2 separate regions of the Mus musculus genome follow, and region 2 is linked to region 1. A link is a contact called in ENCODE Hi-C or POLR2A ChIA-PET data. All regions are on one chromosome and are shown on one strand. Each heading gives the region's core, a stretch centred on a gene start or an enhancer-like site at or near the end of the contact. The rest is flanking DNA. Distances are from core to core; before and after follow the strand shown.

Region 1 (3,072 bases), core at 396-2,895:
TTATCATAGCAACAAGAAAAGAAACTCATAGAAAGAGAGGTGAATAGAATATAAATGGAATAGAACATGAAACCAGGAAGGGGCTGAGAGTGGGGTGGCTCTTGAGGACAAAGGGGACCACAAGAAGAGAGAAGGCAGAGGGTATGGGGAATGGGGAAAAGGAATGGGAAAGTGTAGTGGGAAGAAGCTTGGATAACAACCAAGTATATTGACACATATGTAAGAAGATGTCACAATGTAACCCTTTACTTTGTGTGTGTAAGTATCTGTTTTAAAAGTCAACATAATATACAGCATAAAATATGCTAAGATTTTAGAAAGGCTGTGGAATCATCTCAAAGGTTGTGCCAGAAAAGAAAAGCAGACTTAGAGGCTCAAGAGAACGGAAAAATACAGATACAAGCAAGCAAGCAAGCAAGCAAGCAAGCAAGCAAGCAAGCAAGCAAGCAAGCAAGCAAAACCAGTTAAGTCAAGAAATCACACGGGGCAGTGGTGGCATATACCTTTTATGCCAGCACTCGGGAGGCAGAGGCAGGCAGATTTCTAAGTTCCAGGCCAGCCTGGTCTACAGAGTGAGTTCCAGGACAGCCAAAGCTACACAGAGAAACCCTGTCTCGAAAAAAAAAAAAAAAAAAAAAAAAAAAACCAAACAAACAAAGAAAGAAAGAAATCACACACATGGGACACTATAAATGCTGCCTTTTTTTTTTTAATCTAAGTTTTGTCAAAACCCAAGTAACTGATGGCTGACCCAAATGCCATATTCTGTATAGTTTTACAGCTTGTGCGTTTGTGAACATTACAGTAAAAACACAGGATTGAGGAAATGGAACCTGGGGAAACTTTAATTTTACTGAACTGCTCCATTACTGACATTAAGACTGTTGTAAACACAACACAAAACACCTCTCCCTCCCCAAGAGTGTCAAAGAGACAGAGGCACGTTGCAGTAGGGATTCATAAAGAAAGTGTGTATCAGCCCCCACCCCCAAACCCTCAGGAATTCAGGCTGGACACCTGCTCTGGAAATGCAAAAGCCCATGAATTCTGCGGTGGCTCATGGCTCCTGAGTGCCTATGTGGTTGGCTCATAGCTCCTGAGTGCCTATGTGGTTGCTCTCATATATTTGATTTGTCTTCCAAGCAATGCTTCACAGACATGATTTTTTAAAATTTTATTTTAATTAGGTATTTTCTTCATTTACATTTCCAATGCTATCCCAAAAGTCCCCCATATATCCCCCCACCCACTCCCACTTCTTGGCCCTGCCGTTCCCCTGTACTGAGGCATATAAAATTTGCAAGACCAATGGGCCTCTCTTTCCACAGACATGTTTTGATCTTGAATGCTTTTGGTATCTCTCATGAGGCCAATCTAGATATTCACACTCACAAGCTCAATTTCTTGGTCCCTCTAACAAACTCAAACCATTACATCTCGCTAAGACTTTGATGTCAGTTTGTTTGTTTCATGCTTTCAATAAAAGGCTGTATTTCTTCATTTGAGAAGTATTCTTGGCAGATATTACCGACCAGAACATTATTAATTGTTAAATCTATTCTGACAAATCATGTGCGAGGGAAAATGGAAAATTCCAGAACTCCACCCCCATGTAAACTCCTCCCAGAGCGCAGCCTGCAAGGCCAAGTTCTCGGCAGCTTCTTCAGGTCAGGCTGTGCCCAGTTGTGGTTCTGAGTGAGGTCAAAGGACATTTGGTTCGTCCACTTCCTTCAGCTAACTGTACCGGACCGAACCACTTTAATTTGATAAAACTATGTGTGCCTGACAGCAGCAATTAACCAAGTAACCAAAGTCCTCTTTAGAGAGTCAGAAATCTTGAGCCTGCTTCTACCCCCACCAGCACCCCAGTCCTAGTCCCTCTCCCTCCCAGATCAAACTGGTCTCCTCCAGGGATGGGAATGAGAGCCGAGCAGTGAGGCTGGTAGACCAGCTGCTTCCCGCCACCAGCAGAGGAGCGGTTCGGAGCTCAACCCCGCGGGCTTCGCTGGCGCCCACAACTTGTTTACCCTGCGTTTGGCTAGGGTTCAGGACGCCGGCGCCCCACCCTGCAGGAAGCCCTCCCGGGAAGGCTCCCCCGGCTGCCCCGCGTGGATCGTCCCAGCTCCTCGGCGCCTCTCGCCTTCCCCCAGGCAGGACAGCGAGCTCAGCCGGCGACGCCTGCAGCTGCGGGCGGTGAGAGGGGCCAGCGGGGAGCGGGGGACCCTGGGAGATTAGGGGGATGCGGGATGGAGGGCGCGGGCTCCGTGACAGTGGAGGAGGCGGGGCAGCTCAGCCGCAGGTGGTTGCGCAACTTTCGCTTTGTGGAGCGGGGTGGGGTTTCTTGTGTTGGGGTCCGCTTGGTTTCCCCCGGCTCTTGATAGGACAATGGGGTGCTGGGTGAAGGCTCTATGGGAGCATCATTCGGCCCTGGTGACATGAACTCTCGAGGGTGCAGGCCCTTCCCAGGAGACCCTCTCCACACTTTTCCCTCTTGCACCAGTGGAGCCTGTCCCCTCCTTGCAGCTCTGTGGGTCTCTCCTAGGGCCTTGGGCATAGATGTTTTCAGATAACTTTGCAAGGTTTTACTGGCAGGGGCTAAAAGATAGAGACAAGTTTTTGTTTGTTTGTTTGTTTGTGTCCCCCCCCCCCATTACTTTACAGAGTACAATATTAGCCTTTTAGGACTTAGAATTTTATATCTTATATTGTGTGGATGTACCCACTTTTAAGAACCGCAGTATGTTTGCGCTTTTATTTTGTCTATAGTAGTTTAAGTGGAGCCAGCAAGAGTAACAGAAGTATATTATGAAGACATTATGCAGTAAGGTTGATTTCCAAGATACTTCTGGGATACAGATGTTACTGCAGAAGTAAACACACAACCTCCACCTTCCAGCTCCTTGTTATGGGAAATAAGGAAGCAAGGCATTATGTAACCCTTAAAGTAGCCACACTGTCACATTGTATGGCCCAATGACATCACCAGAACAGAGGACACAAAGATGGCACATTATGCATAATTTAAGTGCCTAGGGACAATAACAAAGTTAATAAGCATTCCAGTTGCATCAC
Region 2 (3,072 bases), core at 217-2,716, 210 kb before region 1:
CGTAGGAAGACACATTGCCTAAAATAACTTGACTTCCTGATATTAATAACGAGTTAGTGTTAGTGATTCAACATTTAAACTGTTGGCTGAGGCTAGTTTTTCTAAGTAGAAAACTTAGGTGGGCTTGAGGTATGAAGACATTAGGAAAGGAAACAAACACAGAGTGAGCCACTACCCAGCAGCGGCTGCCCATGAAGCCCTAGCTCACCGACTCCCCTGTGGCCAAGTCTTGGAGCTACTGGTAACAGCAGTTAGCCTAGGAAACACAACAGAGGTGAAGACAGTAGGAAGACTCTTACTTAGACAGAACGCCCCAATGTTTCACTTCTACAAGGTTTTACCTATAAAAATACTCCAACTGCTTAAATTAAAATTCAAATGAAATGATCCCATTTATGCAAAGAGTGGACAGTGAAGATCCTTGTTTGCTCCGAGTATGAAATCAGCTAAAGAATAAAGATAAACATCCTGAGTGCCTAACAGCAAGCCAGTTGAAGTTACAAATCACATTGAGCGATGCTAAGTTCCCGGTTCCTTTCTCCAGCATTGGAGTGCCATGGTCTCAGACTCTTTATATGTGAGGTTCACTTTTCCATGCATCATGGCTTTCTATGGAAGAACAGTATATTCTATGCACACTGGTATTTATGTACATGCAGAAATATACACATATGCAAGTAGTGGGCCCCTCCCAAGATGCTCCCCAGATTTTTAGTTGAATATACTTAGAAACGCACCAATCACAGGGAAAGAAGAGTGAAGACTCAAAATTCACCTGTAACCCTTTCATCATCCTTTCATAACTCTCCCTCCCCCAAGAGTACCAAATGATGCATAAAATGCAGGCGGGGGAAAAATACCTTCTGTGTCATAGGAAGGTATTTTTAGATAATTGGAAATTTCTTAGAAATGTCCACACGAGGCATACTAAGTCAGAATCTTTGAAGGCATGACCTAATGTAGTTTCAGCTCGGTGACTCTTCTCGGGCTGTAATTTAAGAAGCACCGCTTTACTAAACAAAACAGATGCTGATTTTTCTGGTGAGTGAGCCGCACAGTTCAAACCAAACCTGAATGTTTTCTAGTTAAGGGTGGTACTTTTTCACAGACTGTAGTAAAAAGAAAGCAAAGACTGCTACCAGCAAACGGCGTGAAACGGTTATATAAAACCCATAAGATTTTTAAAAAGAGGAGAGAAATCTGCTAGGAAAGAGATCAACAAACTTGAAAGTGCAAACAGGGCTGATGGAACAGATGTGGTAATCGATGCATACTTAAGAAAGTGTGCAAAGCAGGAAAGTAAGTTTGAGGAAGCCCGATTTCCCGCACAGTACCCAAATAGGTTGGGTGGTTGAGATCAGGCAGTGTAAAGAAAGTTCCGAGAAGAGGCCACTCCCCAGGTGATGAATAGCCTTTCTTTCCAAGGCAATCAAAATCCCACTTCCTTTTGCCTTGCTGGTGGGCGGGGCGGGCAAGGTCCTGCCAGGCCTCTGGGCGCAGCTAGAGGATTCAGGAGTGCAGGCAGAGCTCGCGTCATTCAGAGTGAGTCCCCTCTGCGAGGGAAAGCCGGGCTACTGCAGCGCCACCAGCAAGGGATTGGGACTCACGGACTTCAGAACAGAAGGAGCCTCAGGTGAGTCCCGCTTTCTGCGCGTTCCGGGACAGAGCTCGCGGATCTGTGCGCACAAAGGAGCCGGGTACGGTGATGGGCGCGGGAGATGCGGATGGGTGGAGAGGGAGCAAGAGCAAGGGCTGGAGGCGGTTTGCTCAGGCGGCAGAGGTTATGGTCTGAAGACTGGGAGCAATGGCCGAAAGACTTGGGCTCGTGACCCCGGAAGTGGGGAGGGAACTCAGCCAGAAGCTCTGCTGTCCGGGCCGCTGCTCGGCAATCCACACTCGTGACCCTTCTTCGCTAGTTCCCACGGGATCGTCTCCAGTTTAGCACACTGCTTCACAGCCAAGAGCAGTCCTGATGCAGTGCAGAAGCTGGGCTCACTTGTAGCTCTGTGGTAGCGCTCTTTTCAAATGCGCCGAGCCCAAGTTGGATTCCCGTTGCAGGAAAGGGAAGGGGAAATAAAAGAAGAGAAACCGTTCAAAGAGCCTGTTGCTCTTTAACCCAGGTTTCTTTGGGATTGTGGCTAGTAAAACTATACATAGCCTTCTAGAATACAAAAGTAGGGGATGTAAGCGGGTAAAGGTCCGAATGGGTAAGACCACTACACTAGGTGTACATTCAGTCTTTTGTTACAGACCTTGGACTCTGACAGTTTTTTTTTTCTTGTATATTCATCTCTTCCCTGAAAATGTTAACAGTAAAAGACTTAAAGATTCAAGCCACTTATTAAAGGAAGAGGCAGGCATATTTATGAGTTCGAATCTAGCCTTGTCTATAGAGCAAGTTCTCAGACAGCCAGTGCTACAGAAACAAAACAGGAAAGCCAACCAAAACAACAAAAAGAGTTCTCACTTTTGAATCAGTTAATATAAGCTTGATAAAGTACCAAGTGGAAAGGTGGAAACTAGCTTTTATTATATCAAATACTTGACACAGCCCCCATCCCTACAACTCTCCCCATGGTTCCTGCGTGGCTTGATTTCCGTAATCTTATTCCTGGAAGTTAGGTAGGGCCATCTCTCTGTTCCAAGACAAACAATTATACTTTCTTCCCAAACAATTACACTCTCTTCTTCCGGCTTAGCGGCTTAGCAGTTGGAACTAAATACTGGGTACCAGGAACCAGGGAAGCTTAATAAAAAGCACCCCCGGGCACCTGGGGGCGTTTCCTTCTTGGCTTTTCCTAACAACAGAGCTTTCTACCTGGATACTTACTACAATTGTGCTGCTTTGAATAATAAACAAACAAACAAACAAACAAACAAAAACCCAGACTGTTGGTAAGCCAGCTAGAGTCCCTACTTGCAGACAGAGCAGCATGACCTCTCTCTCCTCAGCTGTGTAACTCCAGAGATTCTTCATTCCCCCTGAATAAGGTGAGATTCTAGCTTCAAGGACCTCAAGTTGAGCAACACCCTCTGTTTGTAGTGTCCACTGAACACACCAGCAGCCTTTGC

Evidence for each region. Hi-C counts contacts between places; a loop is a spot of excess contacts on that map. ChIA-PET counts read pairs that join two places held with the same protein, here RNA polymerase II (POLR2A).
Region 2: a map of heart shows a loop between it and region 1 (3-fold over the local background). The contact joins the promoter of Plscr1 here to the promoter of Plscr4 in region 1. A Hi-C loop is called at or near these places in 3 of 37 maps with a recorded cell type or tissue (all heart). POLR2A ChIA-PET finds 5 or more read pairs at or near these places in 1 of 5 experiments (embryonic stem cell).

What each region holds. Positions count from the first base shown.
Region 1 is chr9:92,455,733-92,458,804 of GRCm38, forward strand. Plscr4 (phospholipid scramblase 4) reads left to right here and starts at 1,646. Exons shown (of 9, transcript NM_178711.3): 1 at 1,646-2,193.
Region 2 is chr9:92,248,728-92,251,799 of GRCm38, forward strand. Plscr1 (phospholipid scramblase 1) reads left to right here and starts at 1,467. Exons shown (of 9, transcript NM_011636.2): 1 at 1,467-1,633.